2 separate regions of the Homo sapiens genome follow, and region 1 is linked to region 2. Evidence: chromatin loops called from intact Hi-C (ENCODE). Cell type or tissue: Caco-2. All regions are shown on one strand. Links, peaks and the distances in the headings refer to the core of each region. The heading gives the core; the rest is flanking DNA.

The links. Hi-C counts contacts between places; a loop is a spot of excess contacts. Peaks named below come from ENCODE experiments on the same cell type or tissue, not always from the same donor. Only the 100,000 strongest peaks of a DNase experiment are listed, where the experiment ranks them.
Region 1: it touches region 2 in a loop (6-fold over the local background); 6 of 110 quality-filtered maps call a loop at or near these places.

Annotation. Positions count from the first base shown.
Region 1 is chr1:168,295,967-168,307,884 of GRCh38, reverse strand. TBX19 (T-box transcription factor 19) reads right to left here. Exons shown (of 8, transcript NM_005149.3): 4 at 10,100-10,161; 5 at 7,402-7,463; 6 at 2,689-2,877. Among named protein-coding and RNA genes, the nearest start is that of TBX19, 21 kb to the right of the region's middle. In Caco-2, for the core only: no CTCF peak of the experiment used is centred there; DNase peaks (open chromatin) are centred at 3,520 and 5,984.
Region 2 is chr1:168,228,850-168,240,767 of GRCh38, reverse strand. It overlaps SFT2D2 (SFT2 domain containing 2), which reads right to left. Exons shown (of 8, transcript NM_199344.3): 2 at 9,168-9,254; 3 at 8,849-8,934; 4 at 5,586-5,667; 5 at 4,144-4,179; 6 at 3,998-4,056; 7 at 1,608-1,637. Among named protein-coding and RNA genes, the nearest start is that of SFT2D2, 8.8 kb to the right of the region's middle. In Caco-2, for the core only: a CTCF peak has its summit at 5,360 (motif pointing left); a DNase peak (open chromatin) is centred at 5,317.

The sequences.
Region 1 (11,918 bases), core at 1,371-9,370, 66 kb before region 2:
GATTTCAGGTGCTCTCATCATGAAAAAAAGTAACTATGTGAGGAGATGGACATGTTAATTTGCTTGACAGCAGTAATCACTTCACTATGCATATGTATATCAAAACGTCATGTTGTACACCTTGAATATATACAGTTTTTATGGGGGTGGGGGAAGAATGTCTTCCATTTCTTTGAATCTCTATTTGCATAAATAGTATACAAATAAGAGAGAGGAAGAAGGCAGAGGGAGGGAGGAAGGAAGGGAAAAGGGGGAGAAGGGAGAGAGAGAAGGAAGATTCCAACGTCTATCTCTGGTGCTATGGTTTGAATGTGTCCCCCAAGGTTCATGTGTTGGGAACTTAATTCCCAATGCAAGAGTGTTGAGAGGTGGGGCCTTTAAGAGGTGACTAGGCCATGGGGGCTCTACCCTCAGGAATAGGCTAATGTCAGTATTGCAGGAATGGGTTTCTGATAAAAGGATGGGTTTAGCCTCCTGCCCTCTCCCCCTCTTTCCCCCACCATCCATGTGATGCCTTTCGCAATGTTATGATACAGCCAAAAAACCCTTACCATATGCTGGCACCTTAATCTTAAACTCCCCAGCCTCCAGGACTATGAGAAAATAAAGGTCTATTGCTTATAAATTACCCAATCTCAAGTATTTTGTTATAGCGCCACAAAGGGGACTAAGACACCTGGCCATGTCTCTTCTTTTTACGATCTGGCACTTCCAAGCTCTCCAGCCCTAACTCTTACATCTTCCATCTGTCCCCACTCCCCCTACACTCTGCTCCAAAGCTGTTCCCAGACAACCTAGGGTCTTTCCCCTTTCTGTATCTTTGCTCAGCCCACTCTCTCTACCTGGAATGCCCTGCACCTCTGCCTTTGGCACATGTCATCCTCCACCTTTTACCCCTGCCCACTCCCACTCTGTCCTTTTCTATTCATCTTTCAAGGCTCCATTTAAATGTTAACCCCTCTGGGCAGCCTTTGCTCCTCCACCAGGCATATCTAGCTGCTCTTTTTCCTTCATTCACATGGCACCCTGACTTATGTGTTTTATAGACTGTTTCTCAAATTCTAGAGCGCTTATGAATCCCCTGGTGATCTTGTTAAAATGCAGACCCTGACTCAGGAGTAGAGCCTGAAAGTCTACATTTCTAACAAGTTCCCAGGTGATGTTTCTGCATTACATTAGGATTCATTATTTACGTATTTGTGTAACCCCGAGCTCCTCCAGGGAAGAAGCTATATCTTTTTTTTTTTTTTTTTTTTTTGAGATGGCGTCTTGCTCTTGTTGCCCAGGCTAGAGTGCAGTGGCACAATCTTGGCTCACTGCAGCCTCTGCCTCCCGGATTCAAGCAATTCTCCTGCCTCAGCCTCCCAAGTAGCTGGGATTACAGGCGCCAACGACCACGCCTGGCTAGTTTTTGTATTTTTAGTAGAGACGGGGTTTCGCCATGTTGGCCAGGCTACTCTCGAACTCCTGATCTTGTGATCCGCCCGCCTCAGCCTCCCAAAGTGCTGGGATTACAGGCGTGAACCACCGCTCCCGGCCCTGAAACTATGTCTTAATCACTTTCCTATCCCACTGCCTAGAAGAACACGGTACACAGTAGGTGCTCAGAAGATGTGATTTGATGCTGACCGCAGGAAAGAATGAGGAAGTAGAGTGAGCCACTGCTCAGTTTCTGCTATTGGTAAGCTACATAATCTCCCCACCTGGCAGCAACTGTTGAGGTTGCCAAGAATAGCAGGCTAAGGGACACAGGGACAGGTAGCTGGTGACCAGGAGGACCCTCTACAAATGCAGAGCTCAGGGTGTCACTGAGGAAGGAAGGAGGCTGGAATCCAAATACTCTCCACTGTCTCCCATGCCATGAACTTTACTTGTTTTATTGTCAATCTTTTCATATTAGTATAGAATCTCCGTAAGGGCAGGGCATTTGTCCATTTCATTCCTGTGCTTGAAACAGAGCCTGGCATATAGTCGATCCTCAATAAATATTTGTTGCATGAATAATTTAATGAAAAAGTAACCATTGTTTTCATTTCTCCCTTCTTTCTACAAATCTAATAATCAGGCAAGGTCTGGGCCTACATAAGGCAAAGGTGGAAAAGGCAATAGTCAATGAGAAAAAAGCACACAAACAATACTGCTAACTTAAAACAAACAGACAGCAAAAATTATTTTAAAATACTAAGGTTGGGTTTGCATGTCTCCAACTGAATCAGACTAAGGCCTGAACATATAGGGATCCAGCTTCCCAGAGACCTTCCTAATAATTCCCTAATGCTAGACCCAGTATTCCCTGAACTGAGCCATGAATGCAACTATAGAAAAGAGCCATGCGAAGGTGATGAGCTGAGTGTTTCAGACCCACACAACTTGACATGGCTTTTAGAGATCTGCCTGAACTGCTCAGAATATCAGTGTCCTGGCCTTTCACGCTCATTAGAAACCAGGAGACTGGGGGTTTTATGAAATAATTTTTTTAAAAAAAACTAAGATTGTTATACCTAGTTAATCAAATATTTGTACATAAAATAACAATAAAATAAAACACAAAAACAATCATATCATAGATGTATATTAGATGACGGGGTTCCATCTTTAGCTACTCCTTTTCCTAGCTGTTTATCCATTTCTCCTGACTGCCCCCACCCCAGCCCATACCCCAAGGGTTTAATCAGCAGAGTCACAGACCTGAGGGAGAATGGTTTCTGTGCATGTACGCAGAAGGGTAGGGAGCCTGCCGGTGTCCTCGGAGACCCGAATAGTGCTCACAGCCATGGTGGGTGTGGGGAGCAGGCAGAGGCAGAGGAGCGGCATACTGGTAATTGGAGTTTCCTGCTGTGCACACTCCATCTGGATTGGAAAAGATCCAGCCTCCCACTAAAATAGACAAGAGGAATACACCAAGACTGAGTCTGTGAACTCCCACACCAAAAATCAGGTGACCAGCTACTTTACACAGCTACAATTCTTGTAAATGACACTGATGCCAGCCTGTGTGATGGTGCCAGCCTGTGTGGTGGTACCATCCCCTAGCTGCCACTGCCCTTGCCCATGAGCAGCTAACTTGGCTTCTCTGGAAATGCATGACCAGTCCTGAAACTGCCTTTGCAAAAATTGTATCAGTGAGAAAATTTTGGCAGTTGAAGACTTCTGATCTACCCAATCTCCCTCTTGCCTTTAGCCTTCAAGCTGCCAAGCTAGCTTTGGGAGACATTTAGCTTATAGTTTAAATAATAGTAATCCTTCTCTAAAACTCAACTGCCTTTGTAAAGCTAATGAAAGACTACCAGGCTAGGAGCATAGAGGAGCCTGAATTCTGCTAAGATGTAGACACAAATGATTGCCAGCCATTATTCCAGACTTTACAATATACGCAACTTTCCCAATTACTCCTGCAGATAACATCACTATTGTAGAACCTAAGATAGGCCTTTAGAGATATCTTTTCAGGTTTTTGGCATATCTGACACCAGTGGCTCCACCTGGACCCACCAACCCCACCTGTGGCCCCACCCAGAAGTGACTCAGCACCAGAGGACAGCTTCAATTCCCTGTGATTTCATCTCTGATCCAACCAATCAGCAGCAAGCACCTATTGTCTAGCTACCCCCACTTCTTCCCTGAAATTGCCTCTGAAAAAGGTAACCTAACCTACAAGTTTTTGAAGAGATTGATTTGAGTAAGAGCTCTGTCCCCAAAATGGCATGGCCAGATTCATGTCTATTAAACTCTTTCTTTATTGCAACGCTGTGGTCTTTGTGTCAGAGGTGTTTGAACCAGAGTGACTCCATCTTGAATAGGGGCCGGGTAAAGTGAGGCTGAGACCTACTGGGCTGCATTCCCAGGTGGTTAGGAATTCTTAGTCACAGGATAAGATAGGAGGTGAGCACAACATACAACAAAGGCCTTGCTGATAAAACAGGATGCAGTAAATAAGCCGGCCAAAACCCACCAAAACCAAGATGGCAATGAAAATGACCTCTGGTTATCCTCACTGCTAGTTATATGCGAATCATAATGCATTAGAATGCTAAAAGACACTTCAACAAGCACCATGATAGTTTACAAATGCCATGGCAATGTCAGGAAGTTACCCTATGCGGTCTAAAAAGGGGAGAAATCAACCCTCAGCTGTGGGAATTGCCCGCCCCTTTCCTGAAAAACTTATGAATAATCCACCCCCTGTATAGCATATAATCAAGAAATAACTATAAGTATACTCAGTTGAGCAGCCCATGCCTCTGTTCTGCCTATGAAGTAGCCATTCTTTTATTCCTTTACTTTCTAAATAAACTTGCTTTCACTTTACTCTGTGGACTTGCCCTGAATTCTTTCTTGCATGAGGTCCAAGAACCCTTTGTTGGGGTCTGGATCAGGACCCCTTCTCAGTAACATCTTTTTGTGCAACCAGCAGGAAGAACCTATCAGGTGGTTACAGTCCTATCAAAGGACTCTATCAAAGGGTGGAAAACCTCTAAAGCAACACTGGAATATAGCAATATGAAATACGATGAGTTCATGTCCTTTGTAGGGACATGGATGAAGGTGGAAACCATCATTCTCAGCAAACTATCGCAAGGACAAAAAACCAAACACCGCATGTTCTCACTCATAGGTGGGAATTGAACAATGAGAGCACATGGACACAGGAAGGGGAACATCACACACCAGGACCTGTCGTGGGGTAGTGGGAGTGGGGAGGGATAGCATTAGGAGATATATCTAATGTAAATGACGAGTTAATGGGTACAGCACACCAACATGGCACATGTATACATATGTAACAAACCTGCACGTTGTGAACATGTACCCTAGAACTTAAAGTATAACAAAAATAAATAAATAAATAAATAAAAAGAAATACTATCTGAATGCAGAAGTTAATAGAAATGCAAAGTTAAGGTGCTTCAGGCTTAATTAAAATAAAAGGCAGTCTAGGAGGCATTACACGTATATGTAACTCATGGACCTTCAGCTACCAGGGAAGGTAGGGAATGATTAATGTGGTTACGCAGGAAGAGTGAAAGCCTCTCTATTTCTGCCGAGTGTGAAGGTGCCTTCAGTTCTCACTCTAAGCAAGAGATATCATGATGCCTTCCAACCCCACCCCACAAAGAGAATTCTGACAGCACAGAAAGGGAGAGCTGGCCTAGCACAACTTGACAGCAAGCATTTTGGGGTTTTTTTTTGGTTTTGGGGTTTTTTTCCTTTTTTCTTCTTTTTCATTCCACTTATTTACTGGCAGGCAGCAAGCATTTTGCAGAATATTTTGGACGACTGCAAAATGTTTTGTAGAAAGATTCTGAACAGAAGACTATTTCGAGTGAGTTTATGGGCAAAGACTGAGACTTAGTACTGCAGGCCCCAAAACAAGAAGCTTGTTCTCCCGCTGACCATGCCTCAGCTAAGGGATCAGTGGATGGGGATTCAGATAGAAACAGAGCTGTTCCTTAAGAACATTGGCTAAGGATTGTCACCTGGGCTTCGGCAATGAGGAAATGGAGCTTGATATTAGAACCCACCGCCTTCGCTTAATACTTTTTAAGTACAAGTAAGCAAATTGTACAAAGTTCATATTACAATCATTCCCAACAAATCCTTTTGTCATCTTCATTTTCCCAGAGTTGCACAAACTTATGGCCCAAGGGGTCCCCATCTGACTAACAGAATCAAGATTCATGCACCCAGCGGGCAAAACCAGGCAAGTGGCCCCTCAGAACCAGACTTTGCCACATATAATGTACACACCTCAAGAAGTTTGCTGAGAAGATTGCAACACATGAACTTTGAACTCCTATGGTTCTGCACATGGCCCTAACCTAGAAAACGAGGTTTTTATTCCAGTTCATTCCACCTAAAGGAAAAAACTGAGGGGGAAGTGATAAAAGAAAAACAGCTCAGAACAGTCTGAGTTATGTGAGGCATGCAAAATTTATCAGACCCAGAGGGATGTGAGTGTGAGGAGCAGCTTCAGTCAAGGGCACCCCCTGCACCCATGCCTGGGGGCAATTCTTTAAAGGCATTTTTGTTCCTGACTAGCTGCCTCACCCATTATCTTCACGTTCCTGGAATGTGTGATACAAAGAACAATATATAACCAATCAGCAGCTCATGTTACAGTAGACAGTTTATGAATCACCTCTTATTTTTCCCTTTAAAAATCCACTTGTAACTGCTGCTAACCCAAGTATATATTCAGGGGAACTTGAATCTGTGCTCCCAAGCTGTAGTCCTCAAACTTGACCCAAATAAACTTTTTACTTATATTAATGTTGCCTCAGTTTTTTCATTTAGGTTGACAGTCATTTTTAAAGAGTGCTTTTCGGCCGGGGGCAATGGCTCATGCCTGTAATCCCGGCACTTTGGGAGGTCGAGGCAGGCGGATCACAAGGTCAGGAGTTCAAGACCAGCCTGGCCTATATGGTGAAACCCCATCTCTACCAAAAATACAAAAATTAGCCGGGCATGGTGGCACATGCCTGTGGGCCCAGCTGCTCGAGAGGCTGAGGGAGAGGAGTCACTTGAACCCGGGAGGCGGAGGTTGCAGTGAGCCAAGACTGGGCCATTGCACTCCAGCCTGGGCAACAGAGCGAGACTCCATCTCAAAAAAAAAAGAGTGCTTTTCTGAGAGCTGCTTCTCTTTATGCGGCTATACTCCCAGGTCTGTTATGGAAGGTGCAGTAAGATTGAAGGGAAGGAAGAAGTAAAGAACTCTGCAGCTGGCAAACTGCATAAGGGATCTTTGCAAGCCAATATAATCCAAATTAAAGAGGGTTTCAGACATCAGGGTTAACTTTCCTACTCTGATGTCACTGATCGTGGGTTGCATTGCAGCTGCAGAGGATTCCCTCCACCATCCTGGGACATGGACAAGGTAACACCCTGATGGGAACATCCAACACTACCTTCAGAATCCCAGCTATATTACTCCACCTCTTCCTACAGCCTTCCAGCCCACAAATAAAGACTCTTCCCCATGGAGGCTACAGCCTGCATGACACATTGCTATGGGAACCAACTCCAAAATTAGCAAACACTAAGAACAGGAGAACTCCAAAACAGAGAGACCAGAGTGGCAAGCATAACGTTAGGAGGCAAGCCGAGAACACACTGTTGAGGGCTCAGAGCCTTACTGACAAGAAAACCAGAGTCTAAGAAATTCATCATTTTCATTCTTATCTCCTGCCTAAGACTTTTTTAAGTCTCTTAAGCCTAGGACCATTGGCTCTCTCTCTGGAATTCTGGAAAGGGCACAAATTTGTCCTTAATAGAATAAACTGTGTGTTGGGTTTTGATTTGGAAGTCCTTAAGCAGTCCTGACAGGCAAAGAGTCTGAGTGTGGAAGGAGCTGGCTCCAGGTACAGCCCCACGCACCTCCCGCCTCATGTACACCCAACTCACAGTGAGAATAGGTCACATGCTGGCTCTCAGAGATAGCCTCCGGTACGTCTCTTAGGTGATTTCTGAAAGAGTAAAGAAAATGCACCATGGCTGTCCAACTTTTTATGTATGTCCACTATAAAGCATACCCAAAATTCTCCTTGAAGAGCAATCAATTTCTTAGAATAAGAAAACCAAACACCTTTTTCCTAAGCTCCTGTCCTTCCCCATTCTCCTTCCTTCGGGGTGCTGTCTCTACTTGTGCAATTGCTCTTGGAGTTGCAGTTTTACTGTTTACCCCTCTTTACCACATTTACAGCTATCCCTGTTTATTTTGATCTGAATAATTTGGGGATATTGCTCCTGACTGACAAGATTCAAGCAATAATAACAGCACAATTCCATGGCACAATTACATATGTGATATGCTAGATCCACCAATGACCCTGTGAGGGAAATATTAACATATTTTTCTAATTTTGTAGATTAGAAAAGTGGATCTCGAGGAGGTAAACTGACTTATGCAAGAACAAACAGCCAGTAAATTACAGAGCAAGGATTCAGTCAGGACCTCTTACTCAAAGTCCTAAATTCTTTGTATTATACCATGCTACTGTCACTTTGAATCTAGATTGTGTCATCTCACATATCAGTTTATCCTTTAGGCCTTTTGTTAACTGAAAACGTTATAAGTGTGTCTTGTATATCATCATAATTTATTCCAATATTGGAGCTAGGCACAGTAGCTCACTCCTGCAATCTCAGCAACTAAGGAGGCGGAGGCAGGAGGATCACTTGAGGCCAGGAGTTTGAGACTGTCTGGGCAACATACTGAGAGCCCCTGTCTCTTTAAAAAAAACACATAGCCAGGCATGGTGGCACATGCCTGTAGTCCCCACTACTTGGGAGGCTGAAGCAGGAGGATAGCTTGAGCCCAGGAATTTAAGGCTGCAATGAGCTATATCACACCACTGTACTCCAGTCCGCGTGATAGAGCAAGACCCCATCTCTAAAATAATAATAATAATATATTCAAATATTGGACAGGACAGGGTCATGTGATGCATCATTATGAACATCTGTCCATTAATCTAGAGCCTTATCAGAGCCTTTAAGGTGAACAGGAAAGATTAGACAGTTATAAAAACTATTTAAAAGATTTGAAACTCAAGCAATAAAATCTGAACATTAAAAAGATAATCATATTATACTGTAGGCTTTGTCAATTAAAAAGTCAGTGATAAGCACCATCATCTTCTTTTTCCTGGGATGCAAAAGACATAGAGTCTGGGCACGGTGGCTCAAGCCTGTCATCTCAGCAATTTGGGAGGCCGAGGCGAGTGGATGACCTGAGGTCAGGAGTTCAAGACCAGCCTGGCCAACATGGCAAAACCCTGTCTCCACTAAAAATAAAACATAAAAAATTAGCTGGGCATGGTGGTGGCCACCTGTAATCCCAGCTACTAGGGAGGCTGAGACATGAGAATCGCTTGCACCCAGGAAGCAGAAGTTGCAGTGAGCCAAGATAGTGCCACTCCAGCCTGACTCTGTCTCAAAAAAAAAAAAGAAAGAAGGAAGGAAGAATGAAAGAAAGAGAGAGAGAGAGAAAGAAAGAAAGAAAGAAAGAAAGAAAGAAAGAAAGAAAGAAAGAAAGAAAGAAAGAAAGAAAGAAAGAAAGAAAGGAAGGGAGGGAGGGAGGGAGGGGAGGAGAGGAGAGGAGGGAGGGAAGGGAAGGGAAGGGAATGGAAGGGAAGGGAAGAAGGAAAGCTAGGAAGGAAAGGAAGGAAAGGAGGGAAGCAAAGGAAGGAAGGAAAGGAAGAAAGAAAAAGAAGGAAGGAAGGAAAAGAAGGAAAGGGAAAGAAGGGAAAGAAAGAAAGGAAAAAAGAGAGAAAGGAAGGAAGAAAGAAAAGATATAGAGATGGCAGGTCGCTGCCCCGAAGTAGCAGAATCATCACTCATACCCCCAGAAGTCTCCGACTTCTTTTCTCAGCAGAGGAAATGTGAACCTGTCTCCATTTTTCACTTTTCCTAGGCTAAATGTAGTTTTAAAAAAGCAATTTATTAATGCCATGCTACTCAGAAGTAATTAGGAAAAAGGCAGAGTGAATTATTATAAATCTAAATCATTTAATTTTTTTAATGTGATTGTGCTACTTTCAAGAATTCATAGTAAAACAGGTCTTTAAAAAAAATTGTTAGTTAACAGTTCTCCCGGATCCCTATTATAACGAATAGATAATTATGATTTGAATTTTCTAGATGTTGTTGAATATTGAATTGAATATTGAAAGCCTATTTCTTTTTTTTCTGAGACGGAGTCTCGCTCTGTCGCCCAGGCTGGAATGCAGTGGCGCCATCTCGGCTCACTGCAAGCTCCGCCTCCCGGGTTCACGCCATTCTCCTGCCTCAGCCTCCCGAGTAGCTGGGACTACAGGCGCCCGCCACCACACCCGGCTAATTTTTTGCATTTTTAGTAGAGACGGGGTTTCACCATGTTAGCCAGGATGGTCTCGATCTCCTGATCTCGTAATCTGCCCGCCTCGGCCTCCCAAAGTGCTGGGATTACAGGCATGAGCCACCGCACCTGGCCGAAAGCCTATTTCTATAAAAGGTAATGAAAGTGCTACTAGTCTAGTTCCTTTCAAGATAATCATAAATTCCACATTTGTATTTGCATAAATCATTCATTAGAAGATTTCACTAAAATTTCTTTACTTACCTTTCCTTGGCATCCAAGAAGGCTTTGGCAAAAGGATTGTACTTGATTTTGAGAGCCGTTATCTTGCATTTACAAAGACAAGAAGTGTTAGTAAAAGTAGGATACACATGGGCAAACAGAACCCTTTGTCTTCTGTAAAACCAGTTTAATTCCCTCTCTTTTCCTTCCCTTTCCCACCAGGCACGATGGCTTATGCCTGTAATCCCAGCACTCTGAGAGGCAGAGGCCCTTTCCATCTTTGCTTACTCCAGCACTTAATCACCACTGCGCTGTCTCTGGCAAAGGACATTTTATCATTGCATGTGGTGAAAATGCTAATGCCATGTAAAGTGAGAAAAGAAAGGGCAAAACACTGGAAATGAGCAAAGCCCTGATGTGCGAAACCTAGCATTCATTTTTTTACTCATGTATTTATTTTTTTCAACAATCCTTGATCCCCTACTACATGTGATTTACTTTTCTAGTTACTTGGTACACAGTGGAGAGCAGCACAGGTGTGATCCTGCCCCTCTGGATGAGTGCCATCTAGCATCGAGTCCCTCATTCATAAATAATCACTTACACATGGGGCCATGTCAATGCAAAAAGCAAACTATCACTGCCATTCACTGTCACTCTCTGTATCTGCCTTAGCCTGAGCCTGCTTCATTTCTCATTAGAGACATCTGACGTATAGATAGATAGTGATCGTGATAGAGATAAAACAGATAGATAGAGACAAAGAAATATTTATTTTTCATCTCTCCCCACTGGGATGTAAGTGCCTTGAAGACAGGGTATTCATCTGTTTTATTCATTGCAGTATTTCCAGCATCTAGAACAATATCCAGCATGTAGTAATGCCCAGCAAATATTTGTTGAGTAAATAAATATTTACAGAATATATATATACACACACATATATATATATTTTTTTTGAGACGGGAGTCTTGCTCCCAGGCTGGAGTACAGTAGCTCAATCTTGGCTCACTTCAACCTCTGCCACCTGGGTTCAAGTGATTTTCCTGCCTCAGCCTCCCAAAGTGCTGGGATTACAGGCATGAGCCACCACACCCAGCTCACAGAATATTTATGTCAGCAAGGATCTGAGACTTGATGGAAGAAGGAAAGCAAAATAAGACCCAGATATGGTTTGGCTATGTCCCTACCCAAATTTCATCTTGAATTGTAGCTCCCATAATTCCCACGTGTTGTGGGACGGTCCCGGTGGGAGATAACTGAATCATGAGGGCAGCTTCCCCCATACTGTTCTCGTGGTAGTGAATAAGTCTCACGAGATCTGATGGTTTTATAAGGGGTTTCCCCTTTCTCTTGGCTCTCATTCTCTTTGCCTGTCACCATGTAAGATGTGTCTTTTGCCTTCCACCATGATTGAGGCCTCCCCAGCCATGTGGAACTGTGAGTCCATTAAACTTCTTTTTCTTTATAAATTACCCAGTCTCAGGTATGTCTTTATTAGCAGCGTGAAAATGGGCTAATACAGAGCCCAACTCCTTCTGGCTCAGAACTTGTGAGAAGAAATCAGGAGAAAGAGGAAAAAGAGGTGTGGGGTCAGATAGGTACAACCTGGTCTTTCTCTTGGCTTAAACCTGGAGAGGTAGAAAAGCATACAAGAAGCTAGCAGGGGGTGCAAAGGAAACACTGGCCTCCTTCACCCACCCCCACGCCCACTCGCCACTCGGGGTGCATCTGCATGGACTTGGCAGGGAAGCTTTGTTGGCAGAGGGAGGCACTGGGGCTAGGCTTTCCAGAGCTTGATTGCCATGGAGCATGTTCAAGACCCAGGAGTAGCGAGTCAGGCCGGGAGATTGCTGGATGG
Region 2 (11,918 bases), core at 573-8,572:
GTTAATTTTGGTATTTTTAGTAAAGACAGGAGTTCACCACGTTGGTCAAGCTGGTCTTGAACTCCTGACCTCGTGATCCGCACACCTCAGCCTCCCAATGTGCTGGGATTATAGGCTGAGCTACCGTGCCCGGCCTATGATTTTTGAACAAGAAGCTCACATTTTTATTTTGCACTGGGCCCTGAAAACTATGCAGCTGGTTCAGGGACCAAAAAATATTCATATGTTGGCAGGTTGATCAATATCTCATTGGATCCTCAGTAATGATGAACTCCGGTTTACTTCACATAAAAATCTAGCTTCCCAGGACATCCCTGCCCATATTCTTCTCAGACAAGCCACCAGGCCCCAAAACCAGCCAGGTCTGCATGGAGTATTTCATAACTGTTACCCTCCTAGAATCTATCAACAAAGCCACTCAGCTGCCTTTCACTTGAAAGGCTTAACTTCGCATCCAATCAATCACTCCTCAATACTTTCAAATCACTGTCAGCAACAGTCTTGGAATTTGTTAAGACATAAGATTGCTCTTCCTCCTTCCCAAGTCATGCATAATTTTTCATTTCCTCAGTACTTTTTTTTTTTTTTTTTTTGAGACAGAGTCTCGCTCTGTCGCCCAGGCTGGAGTGCAGTGGCGCCATCTCGACTCACTGCAAGCTCCGCCTCCTGGGTTCACGCCATTCTCCTGCCTCAGCCTCCCAAGTAGCTTCGACTACAGGCGCCTGCCACCACGCCCAGCTAATATTTTGTATTTTCAGTAGAGACGGGGTTTCACTGTGTTAGCCAGGATGGTCTCGATCTCCTGACAGCAGGATCCACCCGCCTCGGCCTCCCAAAGTGCTGGGATTACAGGCGTGAGCCACTGCACCTGGCCCAGTACAGTTTTTTTAAAAAGCTTGTTTTTAATTAACAGGTAATGATAAAAAAAAAAAAAAAAGAACAGAAGTTAAATAGTTGCATTAGAACAAAGTCAGAGGCAAAGATCATGCGGCTAATTTTGAGAGGTCCGTCACTGAAAGTGCTTAAAGAGGTATGGAGTATTAGAATTTCAGAGCTAAAAGAGGCCTCTGGAGATGATCTAGACCAACTCAGTCTACTTATCGATGCTTTGAGGCCAGAGGGGTCAAGAGAGCTGCTCGAGGTCACACTGCTAATTAGGAAGCCCTGGTACTGCTTACTCTCCCTTTATAAACTCTTGTGAAACCTTCCCAGCAGTGGGATACTGCAAGAAGCACGAATTGAGATCCCTCCATATCTTACTCAGTGATATGAAATGACATTCACCTTTATAAAAAAAAAAAAAAAAAAAACCCTACTCAAAGCTACGGGTTAAAAGAGTAATAATGTGCATATATGCACCATATATAAGAGTAGAATGTTCACAGCATTGGAAATCAGTGTACCTGGGTAAATATCCATCATTAGTTGTATAATTAGAGTGGGTGGTGGGGTGACCTTTAACTTACTTATCTATAAATGAGATGTATAGTATTTGTCTACTTGACTCAAAAGACTTCAGTAAAGATAAATAAAATAGGCTATACTCTCTGAAAGCAGACTCTGAATTAAAATGACAGAAATCATTATTTCCAAATACACAGTCTTACCTTGCAAATGGTATGAAGGAAAGGCTGTACCTATAATGAAAAACAAAACAAAGGGTCAAATGAGATGAAGGGAGTAGCAGATTATCCAGCAGAATGGGCTTCTGAGCTGTAAGAATACCTGCAGTGATCTATCCAGACCCTCTCCCATACTCAGCCTGGGGGATGAGCATGTGCACACAAAGGCCCACGCATGTGCATGCACGTGTACCCAAACACACACACTATGGCCATGTACAGATAGGCAGCCACAGAAGAAGGGCAAAAGGTTCATGTGGAGATAACCCGTATGACCTCGGCCTCAATGCAGTACTGCTATAACCTTGAACTAGCAACAATCACCTTAAACAGTCAGATTTCAAATACCCAGATGGCACAGAAACTCTATTCTGAAAAAATATCAAATAAAACCCAGAACAGTTGAACCGCACCCCCCTCCTTTATTTATTTATTTATTTTTTTTTTTGAGACAGGGTCGTGCTCGTCACCTAGGCTGCTGGAATATAGTGGCTCAATCATAGCTCACTGCAGCCTTGAATTTCTAGGCTCAAGTCTAGGAAGCTCAAGCAATCCCCCTGCCTCAGCCTCCAGAATTGCTGGGACTACAAGTATGTGCCACCATGCCCGGCTAATTTTTTAATGTTTTTTTTTGTTTGTTTGTTTGTTTTTTTGCAGAGACCCGGTCTTGCTACACTGTCCAGGCTAGTCTCAAACTCCTGGCTTCAAGCAATCCTCCCACCTCAGCCTCCCAAAGTCTTGGCATTACAGTGTGAGCCACCCATACCTGGCACAGTTGAACTCCTAACATTTTATAAATTCTAAACAGAATTTAACTTCTACCTAATTGGGATAAATTTTCTGCTCTGCTCCTATTAATTTTAAAAGAAGAGAAAAGAGAATAAAAAAGAAGAAGAAAAAAATGCTACCAACTACTCTATGAGTGAAAATGTAGTACGTCCAAAGGTATCTTGGTAAATTCCAGTTAGCTCAGCCCTGTCACTTAGAAGGAAACCATATACAAGGAACAGGCTCCATAATGCTAAAGAACCAGGCACTGTGTGTCAGGCAGACTGTAAGTTAGCCCTTAGAAAAGCAAACACAGTCAGAACACATGAGTGTTGAAGGGAATATCACCATTCAGCTGGACCCATATGAATGCTGAACCTCTGAAACTGGATTCAAAATCAGTCTATAAGCAAAGCAAGGTGTGTGTATATAGGTACCAATTTCTGCCCTGGAAGAAAAATCAAAATATAAACAGTCTACCACTCAAATGTGCATGTCATTTAAAAAAAAAAAAAACATACACACACACACACACATAAACACAAACACCAGCATCCTTCTCCATATCTTATACTTAACATGTACAGAAGCTCAATTACTTGTCAACACAGTAAATTCCAAAAGGCAATTTGTAACTATATTTATTCAAAAGTCCAAAATTGCTAAAGGGAGGGATGGGAGTTAAGCTTACAGTCTCAAGATTCATTTCTACCAAATAGGAGTTAACCAATTCTTCAGAACTTTAAAATGTCCACAATCCTCCTTTCTTTACACTGTAGCAAACATTTTTTTCAAAAATAGGTGAGTCACATCTATACTGAAACTGTTCTGGCAGATACCATCCCTTGATAAACTTTGAAAGAACTACAGAAATGTCTTGGAACCTACAGATTCCAACTATGCCACCACCCCTCTCACTCTGAGGTCGTATAGGCTTGAAAGGACCATGAACCTACAGCCCCACTCATGGTTTCCCAAAATGTCTCCAGCGGCCCTTTTACTATACTTGGCTCTGGAGTTACAATTTCCTACTCTTCAGCTGAATTACCAAAAGCCAACAAGCCTCTGAGCACATACGCTGATCCTACAGCCCACAGACACACGTTTTTCCATTTCGTCAGTGACTGTTCCTCATCTCCTGCTGACAGTTCACTCTTTGTCCTTCTGTTAAATGATTCATTCTATCACAAATGTAACATTCATTATTTTTCTTACCACTTTCCTTTTTTGTTAACCTCTATTGGACTCACAAGCCTTTTTAACATCCCTTATAATACTTTTGTTGTCCTTGCACTTACCGGACATGAGTGGCTTAATAATATTTGTAACATCTCAAAAATCAACCATTAGTTCAGCAAAAATGCCACAGCAGGCAAACAAGGAGCCTCCTGTGACCACTCAAGACCACTAATGCCATCTATTGGCAGTGGGCTGGGTTGATAGGCATTTGCTCTGGAGCCTGACTTCACTTTCATCATTACGAATCCTTAAATTAAACAGCTTCTGTGTTTTCTTAATTCTCCCACCCACAATATGTGAGTTTTATCTCCTTTGGCTACATTATTCAGTGGGCTATGTGGGAGGGGATTGTTTAAAAGGTTACTTACCACGTCAATGCCAAAGACTGCAAAATGCAGAAGATAAGTGCAAGTCCCTTGTTATGCCACTGGAAAAATAATAATATGGTTATAGGAGAGTGTGAGACAAGGGGCAAAAGCCAAAATGGTTAAGAAAAATTAAAATATACATTTACCCAAAAGGCAGAACACAGGGTAAGTGCAAAACACAACTAAAGGAAGAAAGGAAACATTAATTAATGACAATAACATGGCAGGAAAAAAAAAACTCAAAACTTGTTATTCTTCACAAATGCACAAAACTTATGCATCCTTCATCTCAAAGCAGTTAACCCACCTGAGCACCCATATTTGGCAGAATAGTTAAAAATCTCCATGAAATCAAACTAGCCAATAAAGATTCACATAGATAAGATGTTCTTTTACTTTCAAGTTTTCCCAGAACCTCTGCCCAGCAAACAAATCACATTTCAGGCCCACCCATTCATCCGTCCATCCATCTTTTCATTCAAATGCACTAAAGTAAGCTTAACACAAATCTTTCTATTTTAACTCCTACCAAATGCTAGTCTCTGCAGCAGAAAGCACATGTGAGGACAAAGGTTAACCTGAGATATCAATCTCACAGTCAGCATGCCAGTTACTTGTGTACCTATCACCTAACACTTTCCCTAAGGCCATTCTTAGAAAGCTCTTTCTGCAAGAGACTTGTCCAGGCCGTGGGCATCTGAGGCTGGCCAAGGACAACTGGTGCTAGAGCAGTCAGCCATGCCTTTCTTCGCCATCCTTCTATAACAATAACTACTCAAATATGTCCTAAATATTCTCTGTGTCCAGCATTGTGCCCAATACTCTAAAAGGACACAAAATAAACAGGAAATGTGGTCACAGCTTTTGATAACTCACCTATTTGAACAAATGAGATTATATAAATGAAACTAAAAATAAAAGTATGTTCTTCAAGTTCCAAATGTTGCAATAGCTATAAAAGTCCAGAGAATGTAGGTCTGGAATGATTTTGACAACCACAGGGAAGAAAATAGGCCAAAAATGAGAGGCATTTAGGGTCAATGGAACAGGAAGATACAACAAAGCTAAAGACAATGTTGTCAGAGCAGGGTACAAGGATGACAGGCCATAAGGAGGCCACTCCCACTTTGGGGAGACTGATGAAAAACAGTAATAAGTCCCCAAGTCAGATAATGAGGAATAAAGAGGCCATTCTATAAGACAGGACACCCACCCTAGAGAATGAGTCCTGTGTTTCTGAGTTATTCCCTCTAAGCCCTGCCTGTGTGTGGCTTCCACAGTCACCAGGAAGGTGTCTGAGCTCCCTTACTACCACCACACCACTGTGGCTCATCTGACAAGCAATGCCCTCTAGAGGTGCTTTTCAGAACTGGTAGCACCTTGACACCCACTGAAACACAAAGTAGGGGAGGAGGGGATCGTAGTATTACTTAGAGTGTTCCCTTCTGCCACATGGTTATAGGAATAGGGTAATAAGTCAAGCTGAACGGAAAAAGAGAAGAGGTCTTTAGATTTAAAAAGAAAAACATCCTATACAATAGAAATAAAAACTCCCATCTGAGAAGTCCAGCTAAAAAGCAGACCTTACCAGCACCATGATAGTTGCAATCAAACGAGTAGGCTCAAACATTCGCTTCAGCTGTTTCACTGGTCCCATGAGGAAGATGGTACTAAAAGGCAAACACACGCACACAAGCCGTTCAGAACAGAACTGCACTAGGCACACTGAGTCGCCTCCCCAAGATTTCCTGTGGCAATAGTAGCTAACATTTGAAAAGCTCTCATTCTGACTGTGCTGAAGGGCCTTTCGTGCATTTTTCTCATTTAATCCATCAACAACCAACCTATAAAGTAGGAACAATTACCACACCAAAGCCCACAGAGTTACTTTATCCAAGGCCACCCAACTAGGGAATGATAGACCCAGGCTGTAAATGCATGTGGGTGTTACTGTAGAATCATATCATACCACTAGGTTGGATAAGCCTTCTCCTTGAGAGGTGTTACCTTGCCTCCCTGACAATAACTACTCATGGAAACAAACAAGGCTCAGGAAGTTTAAAGAAAAACCATACCTTACAGGCTTAGGTAGCTTATGTTAAAAAGTAGAGCATTTCATTTTCTTTCATAATCTTCAGGGAATAATTCTAATGATGATGATATCATCATGGGTTATTTGTTGAATGTTTGCTAAATGCCAGATATTACATATATTACCTCATTTCTTCTCCTCAACAACTTTGTGAGTTATGTATTACACTTATTTTAGAGACGAGAAAATCACACAGCTACCATTTGACTCTATAGCTATTGGATTCCAAAGCTCTAAAAAGACAGACCCAGCATGCTGGGTTTTTTTTGTTTGTTTTTTTTTTTTTGACATGGAGTCTCACTCTGTCGCCAGGCTGGAGTGCAGTGATGCAATCTCGGCTCATTGCAACCTCCACCTCCTGGGTTCAAGTGATTCTCCTGCCTCAGCCTCCCAAGTAGCTGGGACTACAGGCACACGCCACCACACCCAGCTAATTTTTGTATTTTTAGTAGAGACAGTTTCACCATGTTGGCCAGGATGGTCTCGATCTCTTGACCTCGTGATCCGCCCAACTCGGCCTCCCAAAGTGCTGGAATTATAGGCGTGAGCCACTGCGCCTGGCCCCCAGCATGCTTTCTGTATGAATGAACTTGAGAGATGGCTAGCAAGAGTAATCACAAATGAAGCAGACTGTCATGTCTAACACATCAACTTGGCATGAGCCACCACACCCGGCCAATAAGTCTTCCTCTCTTTGAAGTGCCATTAAGTTGCAAGGCTTCACTCTCAAGTGTCCCAACTAAGAGAACACTTCTTTAACCTACACCGAATAAGAAGCAACAGTCAAGGCTGGTCCTAAAAATTAAACATAGCATATACACAAAACCATAACAGACTACAGGCAAAGACACAAACTCCCAAATACCCTGAAAATAACAATTTGCTCCCTTTATTATTTCCCTACACAGTCTATGAAGAATCCAGCCCATAGGGATTTGCTAAAGAGCTCTTCTAGACTAAGCAACACACCCATATATTTATGCTCAGTCTAGACTATACAATGTAACTTACACTGTCTGCCCAAAACACCCCCCCACCCAAAGTTAGTATTGGAGAAAGCTTTACAGGCAACAAGAGACATCTCTAAGGGTCAGCATTTTACTGTCATAAGCACTAATAAATTAAGCTTTACACAGGTAGCCAGAATCATGCAATCAATCATTTAATTAACATCCCCCATTTCCAGCCAGACACAGAGCTAAGTTTGGGTACAACTGGGGACAAGATACACGTGCAGCCCTTATCAAGTGGCTTACAGATCTAACAAGTCAGTGTAATAAAATGCTACCTGCACTGGCACATAAATATAGATGTGATACTGAGAGTCCAAAGGAAGAGGTCATCAATTCTGGAGAGGAGGAGGTAATCAGGAAAAGCTTCATAGAAGAGGTAGCTTTTGAGCCAGGTCTTAACAAATGAGCAAGTATCTACCAAACCAGGGGAGGTACAGATAGGGCAGCATTCCAGGCACAGAAAACAACCAAACAAGGGCACAACGGCATTTTGGGAAATGCAAGAAGTTCAGCCTGGCTGGGAAGCACACTGGATAGGGAATGGGACAACGGTGAAGCCAGATCTCAAAGACGCTTGACTGTATGCGTGCTGAGGAATTTGGACTTCATTTGTACAGACAAAACAGGGGGCCACTTGAGGGGGCTAAGCAGGGCTATAAACGAATGGCTCTACAGCTCAGTGGAAAATGGCCTTGAGAGGGGCAATGGAGGAGACAGAGAGACCAAGCAGATGCATCTTGCTCAGGTAAGGGTGATAACAGGCCAAAGCTAAGGCCAGCTCAGATATCACCTTCTCTAGGAAGCCCTCCCTGACTCAGGTCGTGTCGGCTGCCCCTCCTTGAGAATTTCTTTCCATATCTTGTTATATCATGAGTTATATGTCTGTCTGCCTGGCAGGGACCAAACTGGACTTGTCTTTGTATCCTCTGAGCCCAGCACAGAGTGTGATCAATGCTTACCCATTGAGCATGCAAGTCAGTCAGTGAAGCACAAACAGCCATGGGGACAAAGAGGAAGGAGCCAGTAAGACAGGGTTACATCAAGCCCTGGTGAGGAATCATGGAGGGGAGACTTGGACCCCCAGGACTCTGAAGCCATTTACAGAGACACAAGGGAAGGGAAAAGGGGGAAACAAGATGACTGAGCTCAGGTTCCTGCAGGTCATTCAGGTAGAGGCCAGGCCAGTGCTCCCAGTTGGAGAGGGTGGAGTTGTTGGCACCAGTGTGACTGAAGCATCAGTGTGAATGAGCTTGACCTGGAAAATGTGTGCATCCACAACATGCAGAATGGGCTGCCCACCTCCAGGAAGCGCTCAGATGCCCTGCCCACATGAGCTGCTACTCAGGTCTGGGAAGGTCTGACACTAAATAAAAACCAGTTTCCCTTATGGCCACTGGAGTGATGAGCCCTTTGAAAACCATCAACTCAATCTCTGACAGCAGTAAGAATACAGCAAGCAGGAGGACTGGGTTGTAAACCCTGGAGAAATCACTGAACTGCTTTGTGTCGCAGTTTCTGTACATGTAAAATCACGATGGCAAAACATTTGCTGCTTTCTCCCAGGTGTTTCAAACTAAGATATAAAATGTTTTCAAATAATAAGATATGAATGTGAGATATTCTAACTACTTCTCTCCAAATTCCTTACAACTACTGGAGCCTCCTCTTTCACCTCCCTCAAGGGCAACCAACATCCATTTTCCCATCTAATGATTGGCTAAAATTGGATTTTTAAAAAACAGTTACCTCCCAATTGATGCGATATTACCAAAGGTATAAAACACTGCGAAGAGGTGTAGTCCCTTCCTGGGCACCCACAGCAGAACAGTACCCTGGAATTTAAAGTACAGTGTTTGCACATGAGCAACCCTCCCACCCGGCCACACAAGCAGAGCTCCCAGAGGAAGCCCTGAGGAGTCCGTTTCCCTCCCCACCTCCCTTATTCCCCTCTCCTCTCATCCATGCATTTTAGTGAAGGGCAAAAGGGGAAAGGAGGTGGACAAAAGGGGGAATATATAGCAAAGACAGGTAGAAGGAAAAGACAGAGGAGGAAGGGAAATCTTACCAGCAGTGAGCAGAGAATTCCTATAGCAAAACACGCAATGAAGCCTTTTATCCTGGTACTCCAGCTTAATGAAGATGCCTCAACAACCTAAAATTGAAAAAAAAAAAATACATATACACACACATTTACTAAAAACAAAGCAAGCACATAACTAAATCTAGAAAGTGTTAAGTTGTATTAGGGAAGGCAAGGAGCACAGAATCCTACACACTCAGGCGATGTAAGTCATCAAATCCAGACTTTATCAGAGCTGTAAAGTTATTATGCAGACATGAATCTCCTCTCTAGCAGCTGACAGCTGTGCCTCCAGCTGAACATCTTCAGAGGTAGAAACTCCTTGCCTCAAGCACAACCCATTTCAAGAACAGGAAGGCAAGACAGCCAATCCTAGAGTAGCCCAGAGCCTTCCTACAACCCAGGCAGGATGAAGACCACACCTGGAAAGGCATGCGTCCACCAGGGACTCACAAGTCCACCTGGGATCCTCCACCAGGCAGGGTCCCAGGAAATAAGGAAAAGATGAGGGGACGGCACTCAAGCAGCTGCTCCACTGGTCATCGTCTCCTACATCAACTCTCACCCACATTATTCACTCTTGGTTCAGATATTGTACTTACAGGATGCTGGCATCAGCCAACTCATCCAAGTGGGAGACAGATCCTGGTTAATTAATTACTGTCCTGTTACATCCTGAGTCTTTGCCATCATGATTAATCCCTCCCTGGAGCAAAGTTCAGGGGAAGCCAGGAGTTCCAAAAACACTACTGAAACAGGAGAGCCTGTGAGTAGCTCCCAGTGGTTCTTTTCCCATGTCAAAAATGACAACAGCCAGGCACAGTGGCTCATGCCTGTAATCCCAGCACCTTGGGAGACCAAGGTGGGCGCATCACCTGAGGTCAGGAGTTCGAGACCAGCCTGACCAACATGGCGAAACCTTGTCTCTACTAAAAATACAAAAAATTAGCCAGGTGTGGTGGTGCATGCCTGTAATCCCTGCTACTTGGAAGGCTGAGGCAGGAGAATTGCTTGAACCTGGGAGGTGGAGGTTGCAGTGAGCCGAGATCATACATTGTACTCCAGCCTGGGCAACAAGAGTGTAACTCTGTCTCGGAAAAAAATGACATCAAAGTTTTTGCACTGGTGACCCTACCAGTCTGTCCACCTGATGCAAGTGGGAACAGTTGTTCCAAGCTGGACAAAGACAGCTGCCGTAAGAGACCAACACCACACAGGGCAGCTAGGCCATGTATATTCACACAGGGCTCACCTTGTATGGCCAGCATAGTCTCCATCTAGCAATGTGGTCAAAGTTTCCTACTATATTTCCACCCAGCTGATGGAAGAAGGTAGGTAGTGGCAGAAAGTCAAGAGTCATTAGACTGGCAACTCCGTCAGCCTTGACTACCCCCAGCTCAGGGATCTGTTTTCAACCCTGTCTCCAGAGTTCCCGTCAAACCAGAAGCTTGAAAAGAAGGATGAGAGGCTCCCCTCAGGTGTGGCACGTATTGCCAAAGACTACCTTACTCTCCACTCAGGAGAAAGGTATTTAGGTCAGGTTATACATTCATATATATGGAACTGGGCTCATGACCCTGCACAGAAGGCACAAATTAGGGATGATAACAGACAGCAGGGGCCCAGTGTTAAGATCTGACAGATGAGCCACCTGGTTTTACGCTGAGGTAAACCTCTCCTGGAGGAGTCTGGTTTCCCAAACCCCCTTGGACTCCAAAATGAGCCATGTGATGATGCTCTGGTAGCAGGCTTTACAAGGCCCCAGACAATCTAGTCAGGCTACTTCGGACTAAAGCATTTAAGCTCTCGCCAAGGACAGAATAAAATGAGAAGCTACCACTCTTCCTAGTCATGCAAAAACCAAAGAACTTACCTTGCCAAGGTGCGAAAAGAACTAGCTGCAGGTGGGAAGAAAAGAGCGGTAGTAGGATTGGCCTGGCTTGTTCGTAGGAAGAAGAGTGGTAGTGGGATTGGCATGGCTTGTCTGTAGGAAGAAGAACGGTAGTAGGATTGGCCTGGCTTGTTCACAGGAAGAAGCATGGTAGTAGGATTGGACTGGCTTGTCAGCAGCAAGAAAAAAGTGGTAGTAAGATTGGACTGGATGGTTCCCTGAGCACCACATGGCATCAACACGGATAATTTTAAAAGATTCAACCTTTCTATTTGAAGAGGATAAACCATAAGGTTAAGAATGAAATTTGAATTGGCTTTGACATCTAGATTGCTAAATAACCTCAACAGAACAGTGAGATTCCAGAGAATGGCCTGAACCCGGGAGGCGGAGCCTGCAGTGAGCCGAGATCGAGCCACTGCACTCCAGCCTGGGCGACAGAGCGAGACTCCGCTCAGTCTCAGTGAGATTCCAGCCCTCACACAAATCAAAATAACCACAATAGGAAGCAGTTCAGCCAAGAATGTGTTTCTGGTTTCTACCTTCAGAAAGGAAAGTGACACTCCATATCCAAGTCTCTCAAGCTGAATCCATCCAAATGTTACTCTGTTTGCCAAAATGGAAGGGGTGGGGGGCATATTTCACCACTGTATTTTTCCATTACATGTGGTTGCAAGTTCTTTTACATTCACACTTGGTCAGGGAAGGAGGAAGCTGTTGTTCCACTTCTCATAACTGGACTCAGTGAAAGCAAAACACTTCTTTTTGCCAAATTATGAAAACAAACTCATAAAATGTCTGTAAATTCATGACTGCTGGAAGCTGTGCTAGCATATTGTTTTTGG